Regions from separate parts of the Homo sapiens genome. Here region 1 is linked to region 2. Evidence: read pairs that join two places in POLR2A ChIA-PET (ENCODE). Cell type or tissue: A673. All regions are shown on one strand. Each heading gives the region's core, and the rest is flanking DNA. Links, peaks and the distances in the headings are about the cores only. Region 1 overlaps PI4KB (phosphatidylinositol 4-kinase beta). Region 2 overlaps PSMD4 (proteasome 26S subunit ubiquitin receptor, non-ATPase 4).

Region 1 (10,057 bases), core at 794-8,793, 51 kb before region 2:
TGCCATTAAGCCCTACATAGTCCACCGTTGCCGCCAGAGCATTAACTTTTCCCTCCAGTGTGCCCTGTTGCTTGGGGCCTATTCTTCAGACATGCACATTTCCACTCAACGACACTCCCGTGGGACCAAGCTACGGAAGCTGATCCTCTCAGATGAGCTAAAGCCAGCTCACAGGAAGAGGGAGCTGCCCTCCTTGAGCCCGGCCCCTGACACAGGGCTGTCTCCCTCCAAAAGGACTCACCAGCGCTCTAAGTCAGATGCCACTGCCAGCATAAGTCTCAGCAGCAACCTGAAACGAACAGCCAGCAACCCTAAAGTGGAGAATGAGGATGAGGTAAAATTCTGGGGAGGGCCAGAGACAAAAGGTGGTAGAGGGCTGCATGGAGACAGGATGCCTCCTATATACACACAGGGTTACGCTGTTCTTTCTGTCCTCCCTGTTTCATTTCACTGATAAAAGCATGGAATGTTAGAATGGAAAGGCCTTAGAATTCATGTATTTTGCCTGCCTTAGTTTACAAAGGAAGAACTCAGACCCAGAGAGATAAAGTGAGTTGCCTCAGGTCATATAGGTCATGGCAAGGCTGACGCTCCTGACTGTGTCCCAAATCATTTTTATTAAACTGCACTGGCCAGGCGCGGTGGCTCACGCTTGTAATCCCAGCACTTTGGGAGGCTGAGGCAGGCAGATCACGAGGTCAGGAGTTTGAGACCAGCCTGGCCAACATGGCAAAATCCCATCTCTACTAAAAATACAAAAATTAGCCAGGCGTGGTGGTGGGCGCGTGTAATCCCAGCTACTTGGGAGGCTGAGACAGGAGAATCACTTGAACCTGGGAGGCAGAGGTTGCAGTGACCAGAGATCGCGCCACTGCACTCCAGCTTGGGCGACAGAGTGAGACTCCGTCTCTAAATAAATAAATAAATAAATAAACTGCCATTCCATTAACATCTACTATGTTAATGAGAACTGTGGCAGAAGCCCTCCACACCCTGACCTGAGACTTGAGATAGCTACCAGAGCCTCTCAGAGCAGCATCTGTGGGAAAGGAAAAGGTACTATTGTCTTTCTGTGTGCTGGGGTAGGGGAGATGTTAGAACATCGGCTTCATTCTCCTGGCCACTCCTCCTCATAATCTAATCCCTTTTCACTACCCTCTGAAGATCCTACCTTTTGTTGACATAAGTGTAAGGTTTATTTCTTATCACTGAGGCATCTGGAGAATGCCTTCATTGCCTGCCTTTCCTTAGGGGGAAGAGTGCCTTGCTGGTATCTTTCCCATACCATTTGGGAGAAGCACAAAGGGAAGAGAAAGCACTCTTAGTATAGAGTAAATATAGTGCCTAGTCAAGGACCTGGAGGCTGGGAAGAAGAGGAAGCTACAGCAGCAGTTGGAGGTATAACTTAGGATATAGAGCAGGGAAGAGGTGGCCACATGAATAGGTTATACCCACTCTTCACTCCACATCTGGACAGATAGCAGGGAAAGCTGCCCAGTGGACTACCAAGTGTCAGTGACCTGGTGTCCCAGCCAGACAATGGTGCTCCAGTCCTCCCCTCTGACTCACCATTGGCCAGGCTCCCATCCTGGCTTCCAACCCAGCCTAGAAAAGAGGGAGAAAAAAAGGAGGAATTTGCACTTTTTGAAAAATGCGGATAGCTATGGTCTTGGCATCTGCCTCTGTGGGGCATATAACCCACCCACGTTTTTGATACAATGGGACTTCTTTCAAATAGAGGGAAGTCAGAGTGACTAGAGAAAAGGAAGAGGGAGGGAGACTATAGAGCCTGCTCTCTGGAAATTTGGAATTTTGTTAGGATAGTTTAATAATGGTAAAGCTAAAAGTGCTAACATTTATTCAGCACTTATGTGCCAGGCATCTTGCCAAGTACTTTACATTTAATCCTCACAACCATGCTGAGAGACAGGTATTATTTTGCCAGCAAGGAAACTGAGGCTTAGAAAGATTAGATGTTTTGCCCAAGGTCCCTCAACTAGTGAATGTCAGACCAGGACTCAAATCTCCAGCTGGTGCTCATAATCATTCAGCTGAACTACCTTGGTTATTTCTCAATATCTACTTCCCAAGGTCCCCAGCTGTCAGAAGCCATGTGGGGAAGAACGGCCCAGGCTATGGCCATCTGAGCTTCCACATCCATGCACAGGCAAAGCCAAAACTGTTGTCAGAACTAGAATGAACCGTTTTCATATCTGGTTGAGCTTGGCAGCAGAGCCCTGGGTCATGAAGAGAAGTTGCTGCAGAACAAGAAGAGTCATCCAGATTCTAGTGGAACATGAAGGGTTGGATAGCTGTCTCATCTTGGAGTCAAACCTGTAGCAGAGGGTGAGCAGCTGGAAGTGAATTCCTTGGTGCCTCTTGTCAGGCTTGGCTTTTCTCTTTATCCATTTTGTAGTGCTCATCTTAGGACCAGAAAAGCTGAGGCCTCAGGGCTTTTCTTACTCTGCTGATCCTTGGTCCCTCTTTCCTTACATCTAACTCCCACTCCAGGATAAGATTATGGATGGCACTGAGAGGCAGGTATTAGGTGAATACTTACATCATTTAGGGTGGGTTCTGTAGCTGCCGTTCTTCCAACCTGACTCCTTATCTTGGGTCACTAGATCCAGGAGAGGAAGGAGATACTATGTTCCCAGGCACTCCTGCGTTATCTGATACTGACAGAATGAAATACCTGAATTCATTATGGCTCCACAGAAAATGGGAGAGCAAGAAAGAGACAGAAACATGAATATCACTAGGTTTCTAAGCATTAGAGTCGTCAGCACAGGGGTCTCTCCCAGCCCTTTTCCTTCCATCCGTCCTTCCTTCCTTCCTTCCTTCCTTCCTTCCGCCCACCCGTCTGTCTGTCCGTCCGCCCTTTTTCTTGCAACAGGGTCTTGCTCTGTTGCCCAGGCTGGCGTGCAGTGGCACAGTCATAGCTCACTGTAGCCTTTAACTCCTGGGCTCAAGCAATCCTCCCATCTTAGCCTCCCAAGTACCTGGGGCTACAGCTATGTACCACCACACCTGGCTAATTTTTAAAAAATTTTTTTGTAAAGATGAGGTCGTGCTCTATTGCCCAAGCTAGTCTCAAACTCCTGGCTTCAAGTCATCCTCTCGCCTCAGCCTCCCAAGTCACTGGGATTACAGGCATGAGTGACTAGACCCAGCCCCTTTGGCATTTTGAGGATGCGTCTGTCAAGGCTTTTGTCCCCTAAATACCAAAGGAATTGGTTTTCCTTTTACTCATCCTTCTTCCCTTTCATGTAACATTCATTCACTCAACATGTAGTTATTGACTTTGTACAATGTCCAAAGCCGTGAGCTGTGCTGTGGAGGACGGGGGATAAAATGTTATCCTTCCCTCTAGGAACATGTGAAGTAATAATGAAAACCCCAGTATCTATGGAACTGTTTAGTTTGTGACTCTCTTGAAAAAGTTGTTTTCTGCCATAAGCAGGAAGTATACAGCTTACTAAAATGAGGCACATAATTATCTAAGACCTAAGCAGAGATACTCTAGGAGAATCTCTAGGTAGACCCTAACACTCTGCTCCCAGTCTCTTGCTTTTCTTTTAGGTTCTGAGTTTAATACTATGCTCCTACCACCAGTAGAGGGGCTCCCAAGGATGAGGTCGGGCCTCAAAGAAGAGGCTCAGGGGCAGCATGTACAGTTCTCTTCCTGCCCATGGTCTCCCTGCAGAGTTGTTCTCTGCTCAGCTCTCACAGTGTTCTCTTTCTTACTATGAGGAATCCTTTACACTCTCTCCCACAGTCAGAAGGCTTTGTGCTGATTTTTCACATTTTCCACCACTGCTCCTCAAAGCCTGCCGCTTCAAAGCCATTTTATCAGCCTAGTCGGGGAACTCTGCCCAGGCAGTTTGTCCTCCCATTTGTAACCAAATGGCAAATATTTTGGTATAGAATGGGGGAGCTAAAAGGAGAGAGTGATTTAGGTATCACACCCTCCCCGATATGATGACACTGTTAGTAGATTAGCTTTGTCTTTTCAGGACTGCAACCTTTGTACAGAGAAATCTGCCGCATGTCACACTGGAAGCCCCAGTAGGCCTTCTAGCTTGATATGGTGTGATGTCAGCTTCTTGCTTCATCTTTACTCCCCGGAGCTGACTCAGTGTGAGTGACTCAAGCCCAGGGAGTAGGAGAGGAGCAGGTCATGATATACCTCCCTTCCCCCAGGGCTGTCAATGAGTCAGACAGGACCTGTCTGTGACAGAATCAGCTGGAGCGTTGCTCAGGGAGCCAATATCTTGCCTGCTGTTCCTTCTCCAACCAGCTCATAGGTAGAAATAGAACCACTAATTCATAATAGACTCTGACATCCTCACTGCCTTAATTCTCCCACCACCTTCTACCCAAAATGGAAGAGTTGTTGCCTTAGGGGCATGTTTCCAAATGTGGCTTCTCCCTCAAAGTGCTCCAGTCCCCAGATTCTTCAAGGAAGGACCTGACTATAGGACCTCCAGCTAGAATAGAACTGAAACCATGGAATTGAGTTCAAGTGGATGCTTGAATCTACTCAGCAGATTTCAGAGTAGAAACTCACCACTGCCCTCCTGCCCTGGGAGCTCTTAGGACTTTGTCTTTTAAGTCTAACCTCCCCCACCCCGACCTCAACGTCCCCCACAACCTAGATTTGTGCACACGTGCTGCTCTGTTCCCTGCCCTGGTAGACCATGTTGGACAGAACCCAGGATGAGCCCTGTGCATGAGTGTTGCCTCAGAGCTGCTGAGTGAGAGTTTGACACCATCTCTTTCCCCTGTTTTTGCACACGGACACATATGACACAGCAATGGGGTGATGTTTAGATAAATCCTCTGGGCTGGGACTAGGACAGCTGCTATCCAGCTAGTCAGCTTTCTAGATGGATATAGCTAACTCCCCAACTTATATCAAAAATTGTAGTATATTGATTGTCATGTGGATAGCCTGATAGGAAGCCTAAGGAGGTTTGGTAGATAGGAGATTGATTTATCCTTCACTCCCATCAGCATCCAGCCCAGAGATTTTGGGCTTATTGGTCTAGGATGCTCTTTGTCACAGAGGTTCAAGGTTGGGATTCAGCTTCCCAGGGTGATAATGAGGCTAATTAGAGAAGAGGTATACCTGCCACTGAAAGTTTAGCTTTTCTTCCTCCCTGAGGTTTCCAAAAAGCTGGAGGAACATGGGGTTTCCAGTATGGGAGCCATGCAGCTTATTAAGTTCAGTCCTGTGGTGGTCCCCATGGAGAAGGATTTGGTTGAGAGCATGTGAGTGGGTAAAAAAAAAGAGCAGGGAAGCTTGGCAGTGCAGTTACTGCCCTAGGGACCCAGCTTTAGAGCTTTGGCCTAGAAGGAAGATCCATTCAGTTGAGAATAGAAGTGAATAAAGTGAAAAGCAGAGGCTGCTTTGTCTCTTCAGTCCTTCTGACCTTAAAGTCTGAGCTGCCCTTCCAGCATCTCCTACAAGTGGTCAAGCATCTGGGCAAGTAGCATTTCTGAGTTGACTTTCTTTTATTAAAGCAGAAAGGTAGAACTTCACTAGAGAAGCAGTTACGATCCAAGTTGGAGCTAAATTCTTTACCTTTGTCTCTCTCCCCTCCCTTCCCACCCCCTCCTTCTCCCTTTGCCCTCTGGCCCTTTCCCAGGAGCTCTCCTCCAGCACCGAGAGTATTGATAATTCATTCAGTTCCGTAAGTGGGGCCAGGCTGGGACGGGGTGGCAGGCTCCCCCAGTGGCCGCATTTCCTCTCCGTCCCCAGGTCTTCTGAGCCCCCAGGCCAAGGCTGGAGTTAAAATGCCCCTTTTCTTACTGGGAGATCAGCTCCTCCCTCCCAGACCTCCCAGATCTGCTGGAGTTCCCCTGACCTTTGCGGTGGAAATCCTGAGCCCAGGCTGAGATGAGCTCAGCTGATCCTTCTCTCAGAGACAGCTGGAGTACAGTGCTGCTCAGCCCCCAGCTCCTGAGTGTCTGGAGCAAACAGCTGGGAGAGAGGTAGAATTCACTCCTGGATTAGAGCCAAAAACTGCCTGGCAGAAACCCCCAGGATCCTGTTTCTCCCACCCAGAACCCTTTCCCCATGGCTTCTGCCGTCAGATTATCAAATATTTATTCATAATCTTCTAAATGCTAGGCCCTGTGCTGGTGAGCTGACTCCAAAAACAAATAGGACTTGGCCTGAAGGAAAGTTTTGCCTCTCCACAACTGGTTTTCTTTTTTAACTTCAACCACATTTTTTCCAGGTCTGAGTTCTTCCCTTTTCCCAGCTCACTGCCCAGGATGTTCCTTAATCCCCTCTCCTTTCTTGTTCCCTCTGGACTAACCCCTGACCCTTTGGTCCCACAGGGTCTTGGACCTTGTTGCTGGGCAAAGACGTGAGAGGAAATGCAGGACCTCTGGGAGTTTGGCTGATTTTTTTTATATTTTCTATTTGATTTGTCTATCAAATCAGTTTTCTCTGTTCTGTGCTAATCCCCTTTCAGTCATGATTCCTATCTCCTCTCATGTGGCAGAGCCTCTCTCTTGAGGCCTGGGGTCACATTTCTAACATGCTCACGTAACTTAGGGGCCCCTAACCCAAATGCTGATTTGAGAATGGGAAGGAATTCTGCCTTTTCTAATCTGAGATGATTATGAATTGGGTGGGGTAGAGGGTCCTTGGGACAGAGATCAGTTGCCATCTGAGTGGATTCAGATGAAGGAAGAAGTGAGTCTTCAAATTTCCTCTTATTTTCTTTCTCTATTAGACCCCCAGGATATTTCCAGGGACCTTAGAAACCCAATTCCATTGTTTTCCTTTTCTTTATCTCTTTTCAACAATGTCACTTAAAGCATTCCTGAAGGATTCAGACACCCTCTTTCAGTCCCTATGTGGCACTCTGAACCATCTCCCAAGAGGCAGAGGCTGGAATGAGCTTTTCCTTTGAATCCTGGCACTGTTGCACATGTAGAGGTAGGCCTGATACTCCCCAGTTTTCAAAAGAAGCTCTTTTAGAGTTCGAGGGAGCAAGGATAGAAATTCTCTCAATCCAGAAACTAAGCAAGACACACGGAAAGGGAGAGAAAGGCTTGGTGAGTCAAATGCTGTTTCTACAAAGGAGGGGAGATGGGATGGGGAGTTGGGTGGCTGTCTTGATAAAATGCCCCTTACGGTAGAAGGGCTTAGACTGGGAAGAGAGCCTTTCTTCGTGTCTAGCTGAGTCCCTCTTTTTCCCCACCTGCACCTTAATTCCAAGACCAACTTTGCTCTTTCTGAGGATGACTGAATTGCCCAGCACAAGGAGCCAAACTCACAGCAGGGAATTAATATGAGGAACCTAGTCACTGAGAGGTAGGGGAAGAGGACCCAAAGAGGAGTCACTAAAAGAGACAGGCCTTCAGGGCCATCATCAAGGGCTAAAAGGAGCTGTTGCTTTCTCCATCTACCTACCTCCTTCCATCTGCTTTTTCTTTCTCCTTGATTAATGCAAAGTCTGCTCATCGGCTCATCCTCTTTCCATCCCCTGCATGTGCATTGACGCCTGGTAAGAGATTGTGGGACGGACAGGGGGATACCATGGAAATCAACAGAAGTAATTTGAATGACGAGCATCTTCCCTCTTTGAAAGTGGAAATGATGTGGGGCTCCCTTCTCTAGCCTTGCGGGACTTGACGGAGCCCCTCGGCAGAGATCTAGCCCAAGGATCCAGATGGGGAGAAGGACAACCCTGTTCTTGAAAAGGGTGAAACAATTCAGGTGTAAGCAGCTCTTCTCTCTGTGGCCCTGGCTAACCTATCCAGATGTCCCCCTGCTCACTCTGAAGCCTTGGTACAGTCCTTAAGGAACCCAAGTCCAGGAGAAGAGGAGTGCATCCCAGTTACCTGGACTCATGGCCTCCCTTACCCTCAAGGGATAGCCTATAGGGAAGGAATGTGCTGGCTATTCTCAATTCAAGTTGTGAAGGGTGGGTGGAAGCTCCTACTAAGACTAAAAAGCAGCTGCTTTCCTGGAGTTCTCCAGATAGTGGGGTCCCCGGCCTGCATGGCCAGGAGTGACTGAGTGGGTGTGCCATTGTATTCTATGGTTTCTTCACCATCTTTTGTCTTACCCCAAACCCCTGTAGCCTGTTCGACTGGCTCCTGAGAGAGAATTCATCAAGTCCCTGATGGCGATCGGCAAGCGGCTGGCCACGCTCCCCACCAAAGAGCAGAAAACACAGAGGCTGATCTCAGAGCTCTCCCTGCTCAACCATAAGCTCCCTGCCCGAGTCTGGCTGCCCACTGCTGGCTTTGACCACCACGTGGTCCGTGTACCCCACACACAGGCTGTTGTCCTCAACTCCAAGGACAAGGTAGATGGGTTCTGGCCCAAACCCCTACCCTGGACGTGACTCTTCACCCATGGTTGTTCAGAGTTTGCGTGTATGACCAGTGAGGCCCTCACCAACATCCTAGACTCCCTTCATAGTTCATGATGCATATGTCAACCATGACTCTGTCTCAGTGCGATTGTGATTTTGAGAGCCCCCCTGTATCCCTTTTTGGGCTTTGTTTTTCTGGACCAAAGAAACCTAATCTTTTTAGCTTCCTTCTTGCTGTATCTTAGGAGAATTGCTCTTCACCCCACCTTATGGTCATTTTGGTAGCTTTTCTCCAGCCTTTCTATAACTCTTGGGCTTTCCAGATACAGCAACCATAAGGATAGAGAAATATTTTGTTTCTAAGACCTTTTCTGATCAGAATGAGCCGACAAAAGGAGAGAAGGATGCCCAATTCACACTGGAGAGAATTAGCTGAATTTGTGTGCTGACTGGAATGAGTATTCATGGTTCAGATTCTTCTTTTTTTTTTGAGATGGAGTCTCACTCTATTGCGGAGGCTGGAGTGCAGTGGCACAATCTTGGCTTACTGCAACCTCCGCAACCCAGGTTCAAGCGATTCTCCTGCCTTAGCCTCCTGAGTAGCTGGGATTACAGGCGCCTGCCACCACACCCGGCTAATTTTTGTAGTTTTAGTAGCGACGGGGTTTCGCCATCTTGGCCAGGCTGGTCTTGAACTCCTGACCTCATGATCCACCCGCCTCGGCCCCCCAAAGTGCTAGGATTACAGGCGTGAGCCACCGCGCCCGGCCCATATTCTTCTTTCAAAGGAAATACTGAAGTTTGGGACACTCCTTGGGACAGTGCCCAGCTTTGTCCCAGTCTTTTTGTCCACTGTAGCTCCCTGGGCCCTGTCTTCAGGACGAGCCCACAGAGGCATCTAGGCCTCCCTTACAGCCTGTAATTGATAGTCTAGAGTGGTTTGGCCCAAGCACATCATCTGTACATTTTGGAGCTCAGTTGAAATATTTTGAAGACTTAAGGATTCTGTCACACAAATTCTTTACATAGGTGATCATAGGACAAGTATCTGCCCTAAATATAGTGTTCATAGTTTCAGAGGACTATTGGATGAAGGCTGGAGCTAGGAGAAAGGACAGCAGGAAGAACCTTGCTAACAGAGTTGAGATTTGGGGGTTAGTGGTGGAAGTAAGTTGCAAATACTGTCTCACTCTTCCCCCAGGCTCCCTACCTGATTTATGTGGAAGTCCTTGAATGTGAAAACTTTGACACCACCAGTGTCCCTGCCCGGATCCCCGAGAACCGAATTCGGAGTACGAGGTCCGTAGAAAACTTGCCCGAATGTGGTATTACCCATGAGCAGCGAGCTGGCAGCTTCAGCACTGTGCCCAACTATGACAACGATGATGAGGCCTGGTCGGTGGATGACATAGGCGAGCTGCAAGTGGAGGTGAGAGGGCTTCAGGGAGGTAATGCTGGGTCACAGGAGCTTTCTCCAGGAGCTTTCACTATATTGGAAACAAGACAGCATATCCCAAGGCAGGGTAAGGCAAGTATCCTAATGAGTGGTGTAGGTAGTGAGGGGTAATATGGGGAAAGCTCTGAACAACTCTAGCCTGGAATAGATTCAGGTGGAGTTCATTTTCCAGGTGAAGGATTCAGATTTAAATGTAAAGAGGAGCTTCTAGGCCAAGGGGAGTGAGGGAAATTTAATGAAAATATTTATTGAACACCTA
Region 2 (9,898 bases), core at 1,899-9,898:
GAACAAGAAAGCATCTGACACTGGTGCCCCTAGAGATCAGACAGCATTATAGGGAAGAGGCGGCAAAAGGAGGTCTTGGAAAATGAGTGATTGGTAGTGTCTAGGACTATCCAGCCTGATAGAAGCTCTGTGATGTGTGTGCCAGAAGAGAACAAAGAGGGACCTTTGGACTCTACCTGGGGTCAACATTTGCTCACCAAGGCCAGCTCAGGATCAGCACTGGGATCTACTCCAAATTCAAAGTCACTGGCACCAAGACCCAGCATGGCACCACCTTCACCAGCCAAAATCGGAGAACTGATGAGAGCATCAGCCAAACTGGGCCCAGGAGGCACTGTCACCAGATGAGAACCGGTTCCATCTTTGCCATTCAACGTGTTTACAAAGGCTGTCAGCTTTTCTGTGTTCACCTCCTGGGGAGGAAAGAACACATGATGCCCTTCTTCAGGCCTTGCTCCCTGTTCTTTCCCATTTCTGCACTACTCTGCCACAGTACCCGCACTCCTCAGGGTTAAGGACCATTCTGTTTATGACCAAATTAAGTCAATGCCCTCCAATCAGTCCCTACTCACCTCTTCCCCAAAATTGATAATGTCAACATTTACTTTCTCCTTCTTGAGGCGTTTAGCCAGTTTCACCAGCTGGGAAGAAGGGGAGAAAAATCAAGAAATCTGTTCCATACTCGAGGGGGGGAAAGGACCCGCCGCATAAAAGCATACAGAAATCTATTGACCTCCCCAAGGTCCTCCAACAGAATCACTGAATTCTCCACATTCACCTTTCCCCAAAGTGATGAGCCTGATGCCTCTGCCAGGTTCTCCTGAGGGCTGGAAGACCTCAGTCCCAAACATGGGCTCCCCACATTCCCCAGCTGCCACTTGGACTCACATCCTTCTCATTGTCCTCCACTGGGCTTCCCACAAAGGCAATGATGCGCATCTTGTGATTCTTGCCTTGTCGGTGCTTCAGAGCCAGCTTGTAAAGGGAGAGGAAGTTCTCAGAGTTAACCAGAGGAATCACTCAGCTCTTTCCTCTGTCACTCGGTTCCCTTTTTCTTACAGTTTCTTTGTACCTGAAGTACACCATCTACCATCACGTTCACACAAGATTTAACACCCCCACCTCCTCCCTTTTTGCTATGACTCTCTGTGCATAAAGAAGGGAGGTTAATTCTCTTTCTCTCTTTTTTTTTTTTTGAGATGGAGTCTCGCTCTGTCGCCCAGTCTGGAGTGCAGTGGCGTGATCTCAGTTCACTGCAACCTCCACCTCCCGGGTTCCAGCGATTATCCTGCCTCAGCCTTCCTAGTACTGGCTAATTTTTATATTTTCAGTAGAGATGGGGTTTCACCACGTTGGCCAGATTGGTCTCGAACTCGTGACGTCAGGTGATCTGCCCGTGTTAGCCTCCCAAAGTGCTGGGATTACAGGTGTGAGCCACCGCGCCCGGCCTTTTTTTTTTTTTTTTTAGAGAAACAGGGTCTCCCTATGTGCCCAGGCTGGTCTTGAACTGCTAGCCTTCAGCAATCCTCCTCCCCTGGCCTCCCAAAGTGATGGGATTACAGGCATGAACTACCACGCCCAGCCTTAATTCTCAATTCTAGGGATTTTTCCCTTCACAACCCTCAACTACCCTGGGATTCATCCCCCATATCCTTTCTACTCCAAGTTAGCTTTCTCTTGCTCTGGTCCTAGCTCAGGATTCCAGGGGAGAAATGAGTATGATGGAGGCAGGACCTCAGAGCAGGGAGGAAAGGTCCAGGGAACCCAGTAGGACTCACATGGGCCACGCGGATGCCCGTGCAGAAGGTGATCTTGCCCTTGGGTTGGACAGTATGTAGCTTGGACAGGATACGGCCAGTGTCTGGGGTGAGTGTGGTCAGCACTTCACAGTCACTGGGATGTAGGAAAAGCATTTCAGTGAATTCAGGTCAGCACAAGTACCTCTAAACTGTGTCTAACTTTTATTTATTTATTTTTTAGACGGAGTCTCACTCTGTCACCCAGGCTGGAGTGCGTGGCGTGATCTCGGGTCACTGCAAGCTCCGCCTCCCGGGTTCACGCCATTCTCCTGCCTCAGACTCCCAAGTAGCTGGGACTACGGGCACCCACTACCACGCCTGGCTAATTTTTTGTATTTTTTTTAGTAGAGACGGGGTTTCACTGTGTTAGCCAGGATGGTCTCGATCTCCTGACCTCGTAATCCGCCCACCTTGGCCTTCCAAAGTGCTGGGATTACAGGCGTGAGCCACCGCACCTGGCCTGTGTCTGACTTTTCTTTAAAGACCTGGATAATAACCATTATTTCTATTCTAATTGTAATCTCTATTCTTCTTTTTTATTTTTTGAGACAGAGTCTCGCTCTGTCACCCAGGCTGGCGTGCAGTGGCGAATCTCAGCTCACTGCAACCTCCGCCTCCCGGGTTCAAGTAATTCTCGTGCATCAGCCTCCTGAGTAGCTGGGATTACAGATCTACACCACCACGCCCGGCTAATTTTTGTATTTTTAGTAGAGACGGGGTTTTGCCATGTTGGTCAGGCTGGTCTCGAAATCCTGACCTCAAGTGATCCGTCTGCCTTGGCCTCCCAGAATGCAGGGATTACAGGCGTGAGCCACTGTGCTTGGCCTCTATTCTTCTCAATCAAACATCTAGTATTTAATGGAAACCAAGCACAGAAATAATTAAGTGGCTGGCTTTGTAAGAAAGCTGCCCTCTACTTCCAAATATTTTCCCCTAACTCCTTTTAAAGGCTCACAGGGCCCTGAGAATCCACCAAAATAACGATGCTAATTTGTATCTCTCCTGTCCTCTCCACCTCCAGACCCATTCTCCTAGCTAACAGTATGTACACTGGAGTGGGAGGCTACTCATTTAAGAATTATCAGTTCCTAAAACAAAACACTTTCAGGGTAAAAGGATGAGTGATATATGCCCAGGGGCTCTGATCCAAAAATTACTTTTTTCTTTTTTTTTGAAATGGAGTCTCATTCTGTCGCCCAAGCTGGTGTGCAGTGGTGTGATCTTGGCTCACTGCAACCTCCGCCTCCCGAGTTCAAGCGATTCTCCTGCCTCAGCCTCCTGAGTAGCTGGTATTACAGGTAGCCACCACCATGCCTGGCTAATTTTTGTATTTTTAGTAGAGACAGGGTTTTGTCCTGTTGCCCAGGCTGGTCTCAAACTCTTGGGATTACAGACATGAGCCACTGTGCCCAGCCCAAAATCACTTTTCACTGACTTTAAAATATATTATGAAATTTCACCCCCTACCCTAGCCCTGCCCAACAAACAATAAAAAGAAACAGAAATTTCACCCCAGGAGATTTAGCTTCCGTACTACATTAAATACAGGTTAATACAAAAAACAAGTTGCTATTGACATTTACACTAAATAGTGCAGAAGGCAGTCTAGGAAGGTGATGGGCAAAAGCAGCTTCATGGAATCTAAAGAAGAGTAGCATGTAACAACCACCCACCTACTGAGTCCCCTCCTCCTCTGTCCCCCATACTTAGCCAGTGTGATAAGGCCCACGTTGTTCTCAGGGTTGCTGCGGGTCTTTGAATGACAAACTATGTTGACAGCATCCTGCTGGGCCTGCAGCCTGGTGGGTAAGAAGTCTCCATTCCGCATATACTCACTGTTGTCCACACTGTCAGATTAGGGTTGAAGGACAAGAGAGAAGAAATGTAGAAGTTTTCCAAAACCTTCTCTCCAGTTCCAGAGGCCCCCTATAGCAGCAGTCTTCATAGCATCACCTGTAGCTTTTTTTCTTTTTTAAATATACAGATGATCAAGCCTTAGCCCACATTTATTGACTCAGAATAACCAATGAGGAATTTTTTTTTTTTTTTTTTTGAGATAGGGTCTTGCTCTGTCACTCAGGCTGGAGTAGAGTGGTGCACTAATGGCTCACTGCAGCTTCCACCTCCTGGGCTCAAGTGATCCTCTCACCTCAGCCTCCCAAGTAGCTGGGACTATAGGTGCAAGCCACCACGCAGCTACCTTTTAAATTTTTTTTGTAGAGACAGGGATCTAGCTATGTTGCCCAAGCTGGTCTTGAACTTCTGAGCTCAAGAGATCCTCCTGCCTCCACCTCCCCAAGTGCTGGGATAACAGGTGTGAGCCACCTGGTGCCCAGCCGAAAAAATTTTTAAATCCTTACAAAATGATTCTGATGAGCACCAAAGGTGGTGATCTACTGATGAACCACAGCAATTTCTTACAAGCTGCACTTAAGTGCTACTAAGCTTTGTCATGGATAAATACTCTAAGTCTGCCATTAAATGGCAGTAATCCAAATATAGGAAATGAAGAAGGTAACTTAAAAATATCTATAGCTGGGCGCGGTGGCTCATGTCTGTAATCCCAGCACTTTGGGAGGCCGAGGCAGGTGGATCACCTGAGGTCAGGAGTTCAAGACCAGCCTGACCAACATGGAGAAACCCTGTCTCTACTAAAAGTAGAAAATTAGCTGGGCGTGGTGGCACATGCCTGTAATCCCAGCTACTCGGGAGGCTGAGGCAGAAGAATCGCCTGAACCCAGGAGACGGAGGTTGTGGTGATCACACCATTGTACTCCAGCCTGGGCAACAAGAGCAAAACTTCGTCTCAAAAAAAAAAAAAAAAAAAGAAAAAGAAAAAAAAAATCTATAAAATAGGCTGGGCACAGTGACTTATGCCTCCCAAGTGCATCCCAGCACTTTGGGAGGTGGAGGCGGGTGTATCACCTGAAGTCAGGAGTTAGAGACCAGTGTTGGCTAACATTGTGAAACCCCGTCTCTACTAAAAATACAATAATTAGCCAGGTATGGTGGCGCACACTTGTAGTCCTAGCTACTCAGGAGGTTGAGGCAGGAGAATTGCTTGAACCCGGGAGGCCGAGGTTGCAGTGAGTCAAGATCACGCCACTGCACTCCAGCCTGGGTGACAGAGTGAGACTCCATCAAAAAAAAAAAAAAAAATCTATAAAATAGGGCCAGGCATGGTGGCTCACAACTGTAATCCCAGCACTTTGGGGGGCCGAGGTGGGCAGATCTCTTGAGCTCAGGAGTTTGAGACCAGCCTGGCAAACATGGTGAAACCCTATCTCTACTAAAAAATATAAAAGTTAGCCGGGCGTGGTGGCAGGCACCTGTAATCCCAGCTATTCGGGTGGCTGAGGCAGGAGAATCACCTGAACCTGAGAGGTGGAGGCTGCATTGAGCCAAGATCGTGCCACTGCCTCAAAAAAAAGAGGTCTATAAAATAACACACACTTGGCAGCACTGAGTGCAGAAAAGTACAATGCAATCATCTCATTAAATGCTTAACAGCTTTGACAGCTGAACTGAACGGTAAAAATGAGGTTTTGTGGATCTGAAGTCTCACCTCTTAGATCCCTGCAACTTTTCATGATCTAAAAGTATCCAGCTAATGTGAAATATAATCTCGAGTTTCCCAAAGACCAGAAGAAGGCAGGTAAGTGATGCAGTTATATAAGCTCCTGTAAGGATCAATTCTTGATGACCTCTGAGGTCCCTGAGAGCTCTAATAGTTAAGGTTCTACCTGTGCTAATGGACGGAAGCAGTGCCTTAGATGAGATACCTCATTTCTTTCTTTTTTTTTTTTTTGAGACAGAGTTTCGCTCTTGTTGCCCAGGCTGGAGTGCAATGGCTCGATCTCGGCTCACCGCAACCTCCGCCTACCAGGTTCAAGCAATTCTCCTCCCTCAGCCTCCTAAGTAGCTGGGATAACAGGCATGCAACCACCATACCCGGCTAATTTTGTATTTTTAGTAGAGACGGGGTTCCTCCATGTTGGTCAGGTTGGTCTCAAACTCCCAACCTCAGGTGATCCACCCACCTCAATCTACCAAAGTGCTGGGATTACAGGCATGAGCCACCACACTTGGCCCTCATTTCTTCTTTTTAGAATTTTATCTATTTTTTAGGCTGGGCATGGTGGCTCACGTCTGTAATCCCAGCACTTTGGGAGGCCGAGAAGGGAGAATCGCTTGAGCCCAGGAGTTGGAGAACAGCCTGGGCAACACAGGAAGACCCAGTCTCTACCAAAAAAAACCACATTTTTTATTTATTTTTTATTTTATAGAGATGGAGTCTCACTTTGTTGCCCAGGCTAGTCACAAACTCCTAGACTCATGTAGTCCTCCTGCCTTGGCCTCTCAAAGTGCTGGGATTACAGGTGTGAGCCACGGCACCTAGCCAAGACATCTCATTTCTATTGGCAAGCAAAATGTGAGCCTGGGGCAATTTTTTTTTCTTTAGTATGCTTTGTTTGGCAATAAACCAAAAATGGTAAAGAGAAGTAATTAAGAAGGTACTGGAAAACAAGTATTAACAGAAAAGGGAATATATAGGTTAAGTACACTTAATCAGAAACTCTTGAGATCCGAAATGCCCCAAATCAGAAAGTTTTTGAGTTTTGAGTGCTGACATGATGTTCAAAGGAAATTATCACTGGAGCACTTCAGACTTCCAGATTAGGGATACTCCGCTGGTTAAGTATAATGTACATATTCTAAAATCTGACAAAAATCCAAAATCTGAAACACTTATGGTCCTAGCCATTTCAGATAGGGAATACTCAACCTGTCTAGGGTAGTATTCAGGCACAGGTTCAAGCGCAGGCACAGGTTCAAGCGCAGTCACAGCTCACTGTAGCCTCAACCTCCCAGGCTCAATAGATCTTCCCACTTCAGCTTCCCGGGTAGCTGGGACCACAGGCGTGCACCACCATGCCAGCTAATTTTTGTATTTTTAGTAGAGACGGGGTTTCACTATGTTGGCCAGGTTGGTCTTGAGCTCCTGACCTCTGATGATCCGCCCACCTCAACCTCTCAAAGTGCTGGGATTACAGGTGTAAGCCACCGCACCTGGCCATTTCACATATTTTTTTGAGACAGGATCTTGCTCTGTCACCCAGGCTGGAGGCCAGTGGTGAAATCATAGCTCACTGTAACCTCAAACTCCTGGGCTTAACCCCTTCTCCTGCCTCAGCCTCCTAAGTAGCTGGGATTACCGCCAAAACCTTTATTTTAAAAGAGAATACAGGCTGGGTGTGATGGTTCATGCCTGTAATCCCAGCACTTAGGGAGTCCAAGGAGGGAGGCTCTCTTGAGCCCAAGAGTTCGAGACCAGCCTAATCAATATGACAAAACCCCATCTCTACAAAAAATACAAAAAATAGCTGGGCATGGTGGTAAGTGCCTGTAGTCCCAGCTATTCAGGAGGCTGAGGCAGGAGGATCACTTGAGCCCCGGAGGTCGAGGCTGCAGTGAGCCAAGATCACACTACTGCACTCCAGCCTGGGTGACAGAATGAGACCCTGTCTCCCCCAAAAAAAAAAAAAAAAAAAAAAACACTCGAAAAGGGTAATACAATGGCACATGTGCAAGGCAGTCACATCAACAGCAGGTTCCCCATGATGCACTACATGGGGCCAAGAACTATGTGCATACTGCCACAAAAAGAATAAAATACCTTGGCTGGGTGTTGTGGCTCATGCCTGTAATCTCAGCACTTTGGGAGGCTGAGGCTGGTGGATCACCTGAGGTCAAGTGTTCGAGACCAGCCTGACCAATATGATGAAACCTCATCTCTACTAAAAATACAGAAAAAAATTACCCGGGCATGGTGGCACGCACCTGTAATCCCAGCTACTCGGGAGGCTGAGACAGGAGAATCATTTGAACCCGGGAGGTGGAGGTTGCAGTGAGCCGAGATGGCGCCACTGCACTCCAGCCTGGGCAACAAAAGCGAGACTCCATCTCAAAAAAACAAACAAATAGACAAACAAACCTAGGAATACAACTAACCAGGGAGATGAAAGAGCTCTACAATGAGAATTACAAAATACCGCTCAAATAAATCAAAGAAGATATAAACAAGTGGAAAAACATCTCATGCTCATGAATAGGAAGAATCAATATCATTAAAATGGCCATACTGCCGAGCATGGTGGCTCACACCTGTAATTCCAGCACTTTGGGAGGCTGAGGTGGGCAGATCACTTGAGGCCAGGAGTTCAAGACCAGCCTGGCCACATGGCCAAACCCCATCTTTACTAAAAATACAAAAAAAAAAAAAAAAAAAAAAGAAAGCCAGGTATGGTGGCGGGTGCCTGGAATCCCAGCTACTCAGAAGGCTGAGGCACAATAATCACTTGAACCTGAGAGGCGGAGGTTGCAATGAGCCGAGATCACACCACTGCACTCCAGCCTGGGAGACAGAGCAAGACTCTGTCTCATAAATTAATTAATTAATTAATTAAAATTGGCCATTCTTCCCACAGCAATTTACAGATTCAATGCTACTCCTATCAAACTACCAAAAACATTCTTCAAAGAACTAGAAAAAACTATTTGAAAATTCATATGGAACCAACAAAGAGCCAGAAAAGCCAAGGCAATCCTAAGCTAAAAGAACAAAGCTGGAGGCAACTTTACCCAACTTCAAACTATTACTTAGGGCTACAATAACCAAAACCGCATGGCACTGGTACAAAAACAGGCACAGAGACCAATGGGACAGAATAGAGAGTCTAGAAATAAAGCCGCACACCTATGACCATCTATTCTTTGACAAAGCTGACAAAACAAGCAGTGAGGAAAAAGAGTCCCTATTCAATAACTGGGGATACTGGCTAGGCTAGCCATATGCAGAAGATTGAAGCTGGACTCCTTTCTTATACCATACACAAAAATTAACTGAAGATGGATTAAAGACAAGGTAAAACCCAAAACTATAAAAATCCTGGAAGACCGGCCGGGCACAGTGGCTCACGCCTATAATGCCAGCACTTTGGGAGGCTGAGGCGGGCGGATCACCTGAGGGTGGGAGTTCGAGACCAGCCTGACCAACATGGAGAAACCTGGTCTCTACTAAAAACACAAAATTAGCTGGGCGTGGTGGCGCATGCCTGTAATCCCAGCTACTAAGGAGGCTGAGGCAGGAGAATCGCTTGAACACGGGAGGCGGAGGTTGCGGTGAGCCGAAGGTTGCGGGGAGCTGAGATTGTGTCATTGCACTCCAGCCTGGGCAATAAGAGCGAAAAAAAAAAAAAGTGGGCAAAGGAGCCGGGCACAGTGGCTCAACGCCTGTAATCCCTGCACTTTGGGAGGCTGAGGCGGGTGGATCACCTGAGCTCAGCAGTTTGAGACTAGCCTGGCCAACATGATGAAACCCCGTCTCTACCAAAAATACAAAAAAGCTGGGCGTGGTGGCGGGCACCTGTAATCCCAGTTACTCAGGAGGCTGAGGCAGGAGAATCACTTGAACCAGGGAGGCGGAGGTTGCAGTGAGCTGAGATGGCGCCACTGTACTCCAACCTGGGCAACAAGAGCAAAACTCCTTCTCAAAGAGAAAAAAAAAAAAAAAAGTGGGCAAAGGACATGAACAGACATCAGACACTTTATTTTTATTTATTTATTTATTTATTTATTTATTTTATTATTATTTTTTTTTTTTTGAGAGGGAGTCTCACTCTGTCGCCCAGGCTAGAGTGCAGTGGCGCCATCTCGGCTCACTGCAACCTCCACCTCCGGGGTTCAAACGATTCTCCCACCTCAGCCTCTGGAGTAGCTGGGACTACAGGCGTCCACCACCACGCCTGGCTAATTTTTGTATTTTTAGTAGAGATGGGGTTTCACCATGTTGGCCAGGCTGGTCAGTAACTCCTGACCTCAGGTGATACACCCACTTCAGCCTTCCAAAGTGCTGGGATTACAGGCCTGAGCCACGCCCCAGCCAGACACTTTTCAAAAGACGATATACATACAGCCAACAAGCCTATTAAAAAAACCTCAATATCACTGATCATTAGAGAAATGCAAATAAATCAAAACCACAACGAGATACCACCTAACACCAGTCAGAATGGCTATTACTAAAAACTAAAAAAATA

The links. Peaks named below come from ENCODE experiments on the same cell type or tissue, not always from the same donor. Only the 100,000 strongest peaks of a DNase experiment are listed, where the experiment ranks them.
Region 1: POLR2A ChIA-PET joins it to region 2 with 35 read pairs; 17 of 35 experiments call an interaction of 5 or more read pairs at or near these places.

The regions. Positions count from the first base shown.
Region 1 is chr1:151,305,850-151,315,906 of GRCh38, reverse strand. It overlaps PI4KB (phosphatidylinositol 4-kinase beta), which reads left to right. Exons shown (of 12, transcript NM_001369623.2): 2 at 1-334; 3 at 5,652-5,696; 4 at 8,106-8,333; 5 at 9,544-9,771. Among named protein-coding and RNA genes, the nearest start is that of PI4KB, 17 kb to the left of the region's middle. RefSeq lists an enhancer at 4,060-4,354. In A673, for the core only: no CTCF peak of the experiment used is centred there; a DNase peak (open chromatin) is centred at 4,156; H3K27ac peaks cover 958 bases.
Region 2 is chr1:151,255,909-151,265,806 of GRCh38, reverse strand. It overlaps PSMD4 (proteasome 26S subunit ubiquitin receptor, non-ATPase 4), which reads right to left. Exons shown (of 10, transcript NM_002810.4): 2 at 3,506-3,646; 3 at 1,779-1,893; 4 at 889-975; 5 at 573-641; 6 at 198-413. Among named protein-coding and RNA genes, the nearest start is that of PSMD4, 6.1 kb to the right of the region's middle. RefSeq lists an enhancer at 1-274 and a silencer at 1-274. In A673, for the core only: no CTCF peak of the experiment used is centred there; no DNase peak of the experiment used is centred there; H3K4me3 peaks cover 274 bases.